Regions from separate parts of the Homo sapiens genome. Here regions 2 and 3 are each linked to region 1. A link is a contact called in ENCODE Hi-C data. All regions are on one chromosome and are shown on one strand. Each heading gives the region's core, a stretch centred on a gene start or an enhancer-like site at or near the end of the contact. The rest is flanking DNA. Distances are from core to core; before and after follow the strand shown.

Region 1 (3,790 bases), core at 203-2,702:
ATCAGATGCCACTTCCAGTGGGACTTCCTGCCACGGTGCCAGGTGAGTTGGCCCAGTGGATGGCAGTATTCCCAGAAGCCATTTTTTACACGAGGATGGCAGGAAAGACCATGAACCACATAAATAAATTCACTAAACTCAAACCAAATGTATCTCCAACTCGTTTCCTCCTTAGCTGGATCCCCAAAATTCTCCTTGTCCCTCCAACAGGAGGGGAAATGTAATGGAGGTGAAGTTGGAATGCAAAGAAACAGAACTCTTAACCAATAGCAATTGCAATATCTTGCTTTTGAAAGTTTTACACATTCTATGGTTAAGTTTCTCCCACACCTTGGAAAAACACCTTTGCAATTGAAGGGTCCCAGAACTTACCTTTCATTAGCTTCATGGTAAGTCAGCTTCTGGTATATTTTAAATTGCAACCTGATCCTTTCCCCCAGACCTCCCCATTCAACTTATCTGCTTTTCCTGTTGTCATAGCACCTCCATCCTTTAGGTACCGTATAAATTATCCATTATGTCTGCCTTCGGTAGAATATAAGCTTCATGAGGGCAAGAATCTTTGCTTGTTTTGTTAACTGATGTTTCTCAAGTGCCTAGAACAAGGCCAGGTGCATGGTAGGTGCTCCATAAAGATTTGTGGATAAATAAATACAATAAAGAATGCATAATGCATACACGAGTGAGTGAATGAACCAAAGGTAATCTAGGATCAGAACTGTGATGATCTAGGACTTCTAAATTTAAAACTTTGAGTTATATTCCACTCATTTCCACTTAACCTTGGCCATGTCAATGAACCTTTCTGGGCCTTTGCTTTCTCGTGTATGAAATTAGGTGGTTATGTATTCATTTAATTAATATCTATTGCAACCCAATTATGGTCAAGGCATTCAAAGATACTTCCTTGCATACAAGTGGTACCACTCAAAATGCAGAATTCAGCGGCCTCAAAAGTCCCGCCTCTTCCAAGCCCCGCCCACCGCAGTCCATCTTTAGGCCCCGCCCCAATTCGGCTCAGCCCGCCCCAGCGTAGAGGCACCACCTTTCCTCGCTGCAGTCATCCAATAGCCAAGATACACGGCTAGGTGATTTGCGAGCGGGAGTTAGGTGTCCTCTTGGCGCCTGACCAGAGTCGGGAAATTCAGCTCCTCTTGAGTAGTCCCTTCCCCGAGTTGCCCCCCGAGGTATGCGGGGTCACTCGCTGCTCGATGTTCCCTCCGAAGGGTCGGACAAGGCTCCGGAGCCCTGTAGCTGCCCTCCCTAGGAGCCCCGGGTCTTCACTGGCCGAGGTGCCCACCCCGCAGCATTCTGGGAGTGGTAGTTTTCTTCCTTCAGGTTCATTCCTGGCTGGCCAGTGCCCAAGACTGGCGAGACTACGATTCCCAGACGCCCAAGCGAGTCGCCGGTCACGTGGCCGCAAGGACGCTGGGCCGGTGGGCGGGGGCCGGCAGGTGCTCCGCAGCCGTCTGTGCCACCCAGAGCCGGCGGGCCGCTAGGTCCCCGGAGACCCTGCTATGGTGCGTGCGGGCGCCGTGGGGGCTCATCTCCCCGCGTCCGGCTTGGATATCTTCGGGGACCTGAAGAAGATGAACAAGCGCCAGGTGACGGAGGAGGGTGGTGAGCGCGCCGTGGCCGGGACCGCCTGTGCTAGCGGGGAGTCGGGGCTTCCCAGTCAGGGCTCCGGCTCCCAGTGAATGCGGCCGGGCGGCCACCCGAAGCTCCCGCGCTGGGCTCTCAGGCCCTGGGTTCTACGCCTACGTGTGGGCATGGGTGTGCACTTCCTTGCCCTGACAAGAGCACAATTAGGGGAGGGTGCAGGAAAGGGGAGAATAGAAACCCCGTGCCATGGAATGTCAAATGTGGTTGAGAATGCCACAGCCACGCTTGTGGGAGAGATGACTCGGTGAACGACAGCTCTCTGAGCGTATTTGAAGGGCCACCCGGTGAAGAGGGAACCGATTTCTCTGTGGGGCTTCAGAGGCCTGACTGCCGGCAGGTGGAAGAGGCAGAAAGGCAGGCGAGAGGGAAGAACTTTCCTACAACGGGAGCTGTCCAGCGATGCCTCCCAAAGCAGTTTCTTCCCAGCCTGGGCAGTTGTTTTTCCCCTGACCGTGGGTCGGGACTAAATAATGCTCCTTGTGCCTAGAGAGCTCACAAGCTGTGCGCAATCATTGTGGACTCAACCAGTGTTCCCAGCGAGATTCCAGAAGCCTTCTCTAACTTCTGAGATGGCTGCACTCTGAATATAGGAGGCAGTGTAGGGTCTTTGGGCAGCTGGGGTGGTTGAATTCCCTCTCCTTTGTGAGAGGACCTCAGAGGAAAACGTTCCTCTTGCTCTCTTTTTAGCCACTTATTGGCCATCATCACTGTCTTTGGGGCCTTATCTCTTCACTATAAGGTTAAGAGTGAGTAGGGATTGGAAAGGAAGCCCTCTCAGTCAGGAAAAATACGACTATGTAGGCTTCTAGGTAGAGAATTTGGGGGACCTGTAGGACCTGAATATCACGGTGGATACTAATGCCACTATTGCTACTAATAAATTGTGCTAAGAAAAATGGGACCTTCCAACCAGGGAGTTTTGATTGTCTTTGAAAATGGTATTAATCCTCATTATTTTGATGGCATCCAGTTTCATTTGCTCCATCATGTTGAGATGTGGGGTGGTGCCCATGGGAGGTCACAGCTTACTCCTTTAGGCATACGTGTTTTTCCCCTCTCACTCTCCTCCCCCTTCCCCAAGTAGAATTTCAGACTAGTGCAGTAGTGTGGGAAAGTTTGATAATTTCTATTTCATCAACCGTGTTTAGGATGTGGTAGTGTCTAGGTGTGCAAAGCTGATGACTCCTGTTTCTGGAAGATGAGTTGTAGTAGAGATTATCACCAGCTTAAAAAAGTAACTGCTAATGTCCTGAGCATTGATGCTGTTCACAAGAATATCCTCCAGGAAGCAGAGCTTTGTTTAAAAATCTAGACTTAATGGCTGGGTTTTTAAAGTGTCTCTAAAATTGGTACTGATTACTGATGGCTATAATTGCAGACTGTCAGAAAAGGCCCTCTGATGAGTGTATTGATCCCTAAACCAGTTTGCCCTTTGAAAGATCAGTGTGTTTTTGCTCTCAGCGATAAGGCCTGCCAGTAGCTGGCTGTATTGCCTGTTTTGCTAGTCTTCTAATTAAAATTCAGCAAGCTCAAATCTACTGCTTCTTGGTACTTTTTAAAAAAGCTTTGTCTTTTTTTTTTTTTCTCTTCTTCCCTCCAAAATAGCATCTTATGACACTTTGTCAGGCCTGCATGCTCCACCAGTCTTGAAAGCAGGACCTTCTTTCTCTGCTGCCCCTGCTTACTATTAAAGCAGGACCCACATGCAACACAAGGGCTCTTTGTTTCTGCAGTGAGGAAGAGAGGAAGAAATACAGCTACTGGCAGTGCTGCTGCTGTCAGCCAGAATATTTGATCTGAAATGTTTGCTTAAAACTCTTAGACATTGGCTGTTTCATCATTGGTTGACAATGACTGAGTATGGACTTAGTTCTACACTCTGCTGTGAGCATTAAGTGCTGAGCATACAAAGTTGGTAGGCAAAGGTGAACAACAACAAAAGCACCTGTGAAACATGGTGGTGGTTTTTTTTTTCCAGACCGCAGTCAGCTTGTCAGTAGTTCAATCAAAATTACTTTTCTGGATTCCAGGATTTTATGCCTAGAATCTGATTCGTAGGTTTCTTAAAGTTAAGGTGTTAAAAGTGTGATCTGTGGTTTCTTAGTTTGATTTTTATATTTTTGTGTAT
Region 2 (4,360 bases), core at 412-2,911, 1.3 Mb before region 1:
TTAACTCACTGCAACCTCTGCCTCCCAGGTTCAAGCGATTCTCCCGCCTCAGCCTCCCAAATAGCTGGGATTACAGGCACATGCCACCATGCCCAGCTAATTTTTGTATTTTTAGTAGAGATGGGGTTTCACCATATTGGCCAGGCTGGTCTCAAACTCCTGAGCTCAAGTGATCCACTTGCCTCGGCCCCCTAAAGTGCTGGGATTACAGGCGTGAGCCACCTCGCCCAGCCCTGAATTTGGTCCTTCTTTTCTGCCAGATGACTTGAGCTGGAATATCACTCTCTCCTTCCCTCAGACTGCAGTTTACATCATCAGCTCCCCTGGTTCTCAGGCCTTTGGACTCAGATTGAATGATACCCCTGGCTTTCCCCAGCTGCCAGCTTGCAGATGGCAGATGGTGGGACTTCTCGGCCTCCACAATCACATAAGCCAATTCCTTATGATAACTCTCCTTCTCTTTCTCTCCTCTCCCCTCTCTATTTTGAGCTGATTATTTTGGGAAACTGCAACCACAGGAGAAGCTCTGAAAACAGAGTGGAAGTTACCTTATCATCCACATTACCCCAGGAGGACAGGATGACTCTAAGTCACTGGAGACAGTTATCCTTTATTGATGGAGAAGGCACTGACTTAAATCTCCATAACAAATCTTACTCTTATTTGCCAGTTTTTCCTGAGCATAATCAACTTTCCCTACACCCTTCTTTTTGTTTCAGCAGACATGGCATTTAAGTGTGAGTTCAAAGCCACCTCTTTGAAATTTACCAATTTCTCTGGGTATCTCCCTGTATACTACACGAGGTATACATGTTAATAATCTTCTGTTTATTTGTCTCTTTTTAATCTGTTTTTTGTTACAGTGGCCCATCCCAACTAAGAATTATGAAAGATTGAGAGAAAATTATCTATTTCCCTACATTTATAGTAATGTAAATAGCATAGCCACTCTGGAAAATATCAGTTTCTTAAAAAGCTAAACACTTGGCCAGGCACAGTGGCTCACATCTGTAATCCTAACACCTTGGGAGGCCAAGGCGGGCAGATCACCTGAGGTCAGGGGTTTGAGACCAGGCTGGCCAACATGTCAAAACCCCGTCACTACTAAAAAATACAAAAATTAGCTGGGAGTGATGGCAGGCGCCAATAATCCCAGCCATTCAGGAGGCTGAGGCAGGAGAATGGCTTGAACCTCGGAGGCGGAGGTTGCAGGGGGCAAAGATCGCGTCACTGCACTTCAGCCTGGGCGGCAGAGCAAGACTCTGTCTCAAAAAAAAAAAAAAAAAAAATAGGCCAGGCACAGTGGCTCAAGCCTGTAATCCCAGCACTTTGGGAGGCCGAGGTGGGCAGATCACGAGGTCAGGAGATCGAGACCATCCTGGCTAACACGGTGAAACCCCCTCTCTACTAAAAATACAAAAAATCAGCCGGGCGCAGTGGCAGGCGCCTATAGTCCCAGCTACTTGGGAGGCTGAGGCAGGAGAATGGCATGAACCCGGGAGGCGGAGCTTGCAGTGAGCCGAGATTGCGCCACTGCACTCCAGCCTAGGCGACAGAGCGAGACTCCGTCTCAAAAGAAAAAAAAAAATTCTGATCCCCGAATGCTCAGGGAGACTGATTTGAGTAATAATGAAACTCTGGTCTCCCACACAGACAGCTCTGCATGAATGACTCTTTCTCTGTAGAAATTCCCCTATCTTGATAAAACAGCTCTGTCTAGGCAGTGAGCAGGGTGAACCCGCTGGGCAGTTACAGCATGAGGCAGCCTTGTAGTGATGGCACAGTTGTGTATCTCGATTGTGTTGGTGGTTACAGGAAGCTACACTCGTAATAAGATTGTATAGAAGTACACACGTGTGTGCTTATAAAAACAATGAAATCTGAATCAGCTCTGTGGAGCATTTCAATGTCAATTTCCTGATTTTGATTTTGTACTGTAATTATTCAAGATGTTACCACCACTGAAGGAGGCTAGGTATAGGGTACACTGGGCCTCCCTGTACACTTTCTTTGAACCTTCTGGTGACTCTATCATTATTTCAAAATGAAAAGTCAAAAAAGAAATTGTAGTTGGGCTCTCAAGCTTAGCGTGTGGTCAGTGGGGAACCACACGGGTTCAACATGCGCATCGAGAAGTGTTATTTCTGTTCGGGGCCCATCTACCCTGGCTATGACATGTTGTTCATCCACAACGATTGCAAAGTGTTCGGATTTTGTAAATCTAAATGTCATAAACACTTTAAAAAGAAGTGCAATCCTCGCAAAGTTAGGCGGACCAAACCATTCCAGAAAGCAGCTGGTAAAGAGCTTACAGTAGATAATTCATTTGAATTTGACAAACATAGAAATGAACTTATCAAATACCAGCGAGAGCTATGGAATAAAACTATTGATGCAATGAAGAGAGTTGAAGAGATCAAACAGAAACACCAAGCTAAATTTATAATGAACAGATTGAAGAAAAATAAAGAGCTACAGAAAGTTCAGGATATCAAAGAAGTCAAGCAAAGCATCCATCTTACCCAAGCCCGTCTTGCAGGCAAAGGGAAGGAGTTGGAAGAGAAAATGGTACAGCAGTTACAACAGGATGTGGACATGAAGATGCTTCTTAAACATTTCTGTAACCATTTATTTTATGGACATTTGAAAATGCCCTTTGGAGACTTGGAACTGCTAAATTATTAGTTTATTTTTTACATAAGTTCATTTAAATGAAAAGTGATTAAAATATATCTCTCCTACACTGCCATCTACAAAACACAAGATATTACGGATGTTAGATTGCATCTCAGTATTAAATCTTCACTGATATGTGTACTTATGTAAATCACGAAAATTCTACTTATAACTGTAGAAGTGAATTGTGGACGTAAAATGGTTATGTCATCTGGATAATGGACTAGACAGCATTTGTATAATCACTAATGGCAAAAAATCATGGCTAGTGATGTATAAAATAAAATATTCTTTGCAGTAAAATATTCACTTTATTAATGTTATAGAAGGGGGGAGACAACAAGGAACTAACAATTTGTATGACGGTGTCAAATATTTTGATTTTAGTATTTCCTGTTTTGGTTTATTTGCATCTTAGAAGAGCATAATGACATTGTTTGATGAAGCCTAATTATGCTGGACTGTTTCAACTTGGTTTAACCTTTCTGATAGGTAGTTGTGGATGTTTGGGATGAGAACTGAATAATCTTTGCCTGGAGTGACACTACACTCTAGAATTTCCACTTTGGAGAATACTCAGTTCTAACTTCTGATTCCTGGTAGAAAAAACTTTATTTTTCTAGCCTAGCAATGATCTAGAAGCAGAGGAATCCTAGTGCCTTTTAAAAGTTATTATGTGGTTTTCTGTTAAAAAGCTCCTGTTTTTGGAAAGTAGAATTTATGGATACAACATCTGCTCATTATTTGCACATAAAATAAAACCATTTAAAAAGAAAAAAATTATAGTTGGACATAAAACAATGTTTAAATTTAAAATTACCTCAGGATATAGACATGCATGGAACTAATATTTTATACATAATCTTAACTTGCTTTTGTCAGTGTATCTACTTGTAAATGTGTCTCACCATTCGGTTCCCTGTGTTCTGTTGCTGAATATGGTGTTATAGCACTTCTGGTATGATAGCCGTGGACTGTTCTCTGATTTTCTCCATTTTTTGCTAATGATGTGTAACTATGACATGTGGACAGTACCCGGATTGCCTGGTTTGATCACTATGGCTACTTATGTAAGCATCTCATGGCAAATCTTGTCAGAGCACATATAGATTCTGTGAATCTGCATGGTCAGAGTAAGCTTGCTCTCTTTGGGTGGCTGGAGGGTTATGAATATTTTTCACAACTGTCACTTCCTGAACTTGACCTTTGGTATACTTTCCAGATTTGCTAATGCATCTGCTATGCTTGAGGCATGGCTTTAAAATAATATAACTTTTTCGGCCAGGTGCGGTGGCTCATGCCTCTAATCCCAGCACTTTGGGAGGCTGAGACAGGCGGATCACTTGAGGTCAGGACTTCAACACCAGCCTGGCCAACATGGCGAAACCCTGTCTCTACAAAAAATACAAAAATTAGCCTGGCATGGTGGTGCATGCCTGTAATCCCAGCTACTCGGGAGGCTGAGGCACGAGAATTACTTGAACCCGGGAGATCATGCCACTTCACTCCAGCCTGGGCAACAGAGCAAGACTGTCTCAAAAAAAAAAAAAAAAAATTGGGCCAGGTGCAGTGGCTCACGCCTATAATCTCAACAGTTTGGTGGACTGAGGCAGCTGGTTCATTTGAGCTCAGGAGTTGGAGATCAGCCTGACCAACATGGGTGAAACCCCGTCTCTACTAAAAA
Region 3 (3,938 bases), core at 303-2,802, 1.5 Mb before region 1:
ATCTTTGTGATGAATGCAATTCACACACACACACAAAGTCCTGAGAGTCTTTCATAAAAAAATAGACGTGCTTTGTGGCCGCATCCCAGCCTGGGGGTAAGGGATCAGCTGTCCCCGGTGCGCCTGTACTCCGCGGTGCCATCCGCCACGATGGCATCAAGCGGCGAGCGCTTCTTGCGGATGCTGCGCCCGGAGGAGATGAGGTCCGCGTAGCCCCGCTGGTGCGAGAAGGCGTAGGCCGAGCGCCGCGTTGACACGCCCCGGCGGAACACCTGCTGCCGTCGCTGCCACTGCTCCTCCGCCTTCAACCGCTTGCGATGCTTCTGGATCTGCAAGGGGGAGAGATGGGGAGGGATGAAAATAAGATCCACACCAGGGAGGAGGCCTGGCCAGACGGTTGACAGAAATGAACACTGATGAACTCCCCTGACACCTGCCCCATTTTGATGCAGGCAGTTCTGTCCCCACTTGTGTGTGTGTGTGTGTGTGTGTGTGTGTGTGTGTATGTGTGTCTATATCTTTTTTTTTGTTTTTGAGACAGTCTCGCTCTGTCACCCAGACTTGAGTGCAATGGCACGATCTTGGCTCACTGCAACCTCTGCCTCCCAGGTTCAAGCGATCCTCCTGCCTCAGCCTCCTGAGTAACTGGGGTTACAGGCACGCACTGCCACACCCGTCTAATTTTTGTATTTTTAGTGGAGACAGAATTTCACCATGTTGGCCAGGCTGGTCCTGACCTCAAGTGATCTGCCTGCCTCGGCCTCCAAAAGTTCTGGGATTACAGGCATGAACCACAGTGCTTGGCTATATCTATCTATCTATCTATCTATCTATCTATATCGACATATATATATGATGATATAAATCTATATCCATCTCTCTATATCTATACATAGATTGATTGATCAATCGATCTACCTACCTACCTACCTGGAGATATATATTGAAGCCAAGGGAAGGTTATTTAACTTTTCCAAGGTCACACAGCTAGAAAATGCAAAGCCAAGATTCCCACTCCTCTGAAGCTAGTGCCCTTTTCTAGTTCAGACCAGATGGGTACAGTCAAAGAGAAAATTCAGTAGGGCCTCTTTCCTGGGTTGTTACTGCATACTGTTGGCACTGCAAAAGGGAGACCCGAGGGATACTGAAGGTTGCCTCAGTAGCCTCTACTCTCTCCTTCTTTCTAATGGAAATTGATTGTATTCAGATTGCCCCCCCCAACCCCTCACAGCCACATTTCTCATGGGCGGTGGGCAGGTTGATTTCCCTTGCTAAACTAGTCCAGAATGGGCAAGTGACCTAATTTTGGCACGTGAGACCTGAGGGCACTGTACTGGGGCCCTTGGGTGAGAAGTTCCACGGCCCCTAAGGAGCTACAGAATAGGCTCTTATCTCCCCCCGACACTGATAGGTCAGGAAGTGATACCCAGAACTGCTCTGGCCATCTTCCAGCATCCATATGAAGCTAATAATGAAGGTTTCTGAGAGAAGAGATGGCAAGAACCAGCCCAATCCTTTCTTGACAACATTAAATTGCTCAATCAACTGGGCCTGAAGCCTACTAATGATTAATGATGACGCACTACTGTAGAGATGTTTTGAGTCACAGCTTTCTGTTCCTTGTAGCTCAAAGGATCCTGCTACAGAAGGTGACATTTTTCTTAAATAAAGAAAAAAAACCCAATCTGATTTGTATGACAAAATGTTAATACTGTAATTGTTAAACTGAGGAGATAGATATATGGGGCTCATTCTGTTCTCCCTTTTTTGTTTATGTTTGGTAATTTTTGTATTAAAAAGCAAGCACACTAAACTCCCAATTCCAAAAGACTTATTTGTGAGATAGAGTTAAAGAGAAGCAATCATGAAAAATCATTCTTACCAAACTTCCCATGAGCTTAGAATTTTGCAGGAAACGTGCTGTTGGGAAACGCTTTGGTTTCTGTGAGGGACAGAGTTGGGAAAGGACTATATTCTTTATACCTTATCACTTTCTGATGGCCAGATGGTCATTGACAGGAATCGAATGGCAACGACGGGTAGTAAGCACACAGCAACAGCCAGGATGATAGTTAACCAAATGTATGGCTGTCTCAGAGCGTTTGAAGCTGTGCCTGTAAAGAACATGGCAAATGCATCACTGTGGTTCTTTTTTCCTAAGAACATAGTTAATATTTCGCCAGGTGTGGTGGCTCATGCCTGTAATCCTAACACTTTGAGAGGCCAAGGTGGGTGGATTGCCAGAGCTCAGGAGTTCGAGACCAGCCTGGGCAACATGGTGAAACCCCGTCTCTACTAAAATACAAAAAATCAGCCGGGCATGGTGGTGTGCACCTGTAGTCCCAGCTACTCAGGAGACAGCAGAATTGCTTGAACCCGGAAGGCGGAAGTTGCAGTGAGCCGAAATTGTGCCACCGCACTCCAGCCTGGGTGATAAAGCAAAACTCTGTCTCAAAAATAAAAAATAAAATAAAAAAAAGAACATAGTTAATATTTCATAATCTATAAATAGATCATTTATGGTAAAGTTTTACAACTGGATTGGCCTCCCCAAAATATCCATTATGGCTCAAAGAACAGACATTTTAAAATCAGACTAAGCAAAGCAAAATTGGGAAGGTAAATTATTTGAAACAAGGCAAATTTACATAAGTGAGCAAATAAGGAAAAAAAGCACATTTGTTGACATTGCATTGATTAAAAATGCAAAGTTAGGTGATCAAGACTTCTGACTTTTTTTTGAGATAGGGTCTCACTCTGTTACCCACGTTGGAGTGCAGTGGCGTGATCATGGCTCACTGCAGCCTCAACCTCCTGGGCTCAGGTGTCCTCCTACCTTAGCCTCCTGAATAGCTGGGACTACAGGTGTGCGCCACCACGCTTGGCTAATTTTTGTATTTTTTGTAGAGATGGGGTTTCACCATGTTGCCCAGGCTGGTCTCAAACTCCTGAGCTCAAGTGATCCACCCATATTGGCCTCCCAAAGTGCTGGGATTACAGGCGTGAGCTACCACATCTAGCCCCAGTATTAGGTTTTATGGGAAAGAAAGAATAGGCTTTTATCCAGCCTTTTAAGTCTTAAGTTATCTAATTCAACACACGTACAGCGCTATTGTAAAGCTATTTTAATTTGTCTTCCTCCCATCATGTTATGCCCTTTCAACCCACCATCACCATTTAATTTCCAGACAAGACATTAATTTTCACTAGCAATAATAATTTGTATATATTTGTTTTGTTGTGCTTTGTTTTTTTTGTTTTTTTTTTGAGACAGGGTCCCGCTCTGTCACCTGGGCTAGAGTACAGCAGTGCCATCACGACTCACTGTAGCCTCAACGTCCCAGGTCAAGCAATCCTCCCACTTCAGCCTCTCCAGTAGCTAGAACTACAGGCATGTGCCACCATGCCTGGCTAATTTTTTTGTATTTTTTGTAGAGATGGGGTTTAGCCATGTTGTCCAGGCTGGTCTTGAACTGCTGGGCTCAAGCAATCCACTTGCCTCGGCCTCCCAAAATGCTGGGATTACAGGTGTGAGCCACTGTGCCCAGCCATTCCACCTTGTATATTTTATTACTTAACAGAAGTTATGTCAAAATCTAAACTAATGACATTTGTCTGTACATTTATTTTTGGAATTTGGAAATACCAACCTGTAAATTGAAATGCAGATGGAAAGAGAACATGTATTCCAGCACTATGAAAGTCAAACATGATGCCAAAATAAAGTGCAATGCTTCCAAAAATTGAAAAAGCATTCACAAAAGTCCAATAAGAAGTATCCAAGCCAATCTGTTGGGAAACCAGAGAAAAACAGAGCACTCATTTTGGGGAGTTAGCAAGAAATAAAGGATCTAACAATCCTGAAAACAGAATTCAGCAAGTTAGGCATGATGTGGCTTGAATACTGGACCAGAAACTAAACCATCCTTGACTCAGGC

Evidence for each region. Hi-C counts contacts between places; a loop is a spot of excess contacts on that map. Pooled maps may share reads with other maps.
Region 2: a loop to region 1 is called in a pooled map, with 9 times the contacts of the local background. The contact joins the enhancer-like site here to the promoter of SEC11C in region 1. A Hi-C loop is called at or near these places in 6 of 37 single-sample maps with no recorded cell type and 8 of 50 pooled maps.
Region 3: a pooled map shows a loop between it and region 1 (5-fold over the local background). The contact joins the enhancer-like site here to the promoter of SEC11C in region 1. A Hi-C loop is called at or near these places in 3 of 168 maps with a recorded cell type or tissue (CD4-positive, alpha-beta memory T cell, gastrocnemius medialis and naive thymus-derived CD4-positive, alpha-beta T cell), 1 of 37 single-sample maps with no recorded cell type and 9 of 50 pooled maps.

What each region holds. Positions count from the first base shown.
Region 1 is chr18:59,138,432-59,142,221 of GRCh38, forward strand. It overlaps SEC11C (SEC11 homolog C, signal peptidase complex subunit), which reads left to right and starts at 1,453. Exons shown (of 6, transcript NM_033280.4): 1 at 1,453-1,604. The coding sequence starts at 1,518. RefSeq lists silencers at 883-932, 1,353-1,492 and enhancers at 1,043-1,132, 1,213-1,312, 3,228-3,277.
Region 2 is chr18:57,836,355-57,840,714 of GRCh38, forward strand. It overlaps the pseudogene RSL24D1P11. Among named protein-coding and RNA genes, the nearest start is that of ATP8B1, 35 kb to the left of the region's middle. Within about 2 kb of position 1,662, at least 3 of the 41 ENCODE cell types and tissues checked have a DNase peak (open chromatin) inside an H3K27ac peak, as active enhancers do.
Region 3 is chr18:57,648,384-57,652,321 of GRCh38, forward strand. ATP8B1 (ATPase phospholipid transporting 8B1) reads right to left here. Exons shown (of 28, transcript NM_001374385.1): 26 at 3,651-3,789; 27 at 1,984-2,114; 28 at 1-329. The coding sequence ends at 105. The region is part of intron 2 of ATP8B1-AS1 (ATP8B1 antisense RNA 1); the gene reads left to right. Among named protein-coding and RNA genes, the nearest start is that of ATP8B1-AS1, 20 kb to the left of the region's middle. RefSeq lists an enhancer at 1,401-1,550. Within about 2 kb of position 1,553, at least 3 of the 41 ENCODE cell types and tissues checked have a DNase peak (open chromatin) inside an H3K27ac peak, as active enhancers do.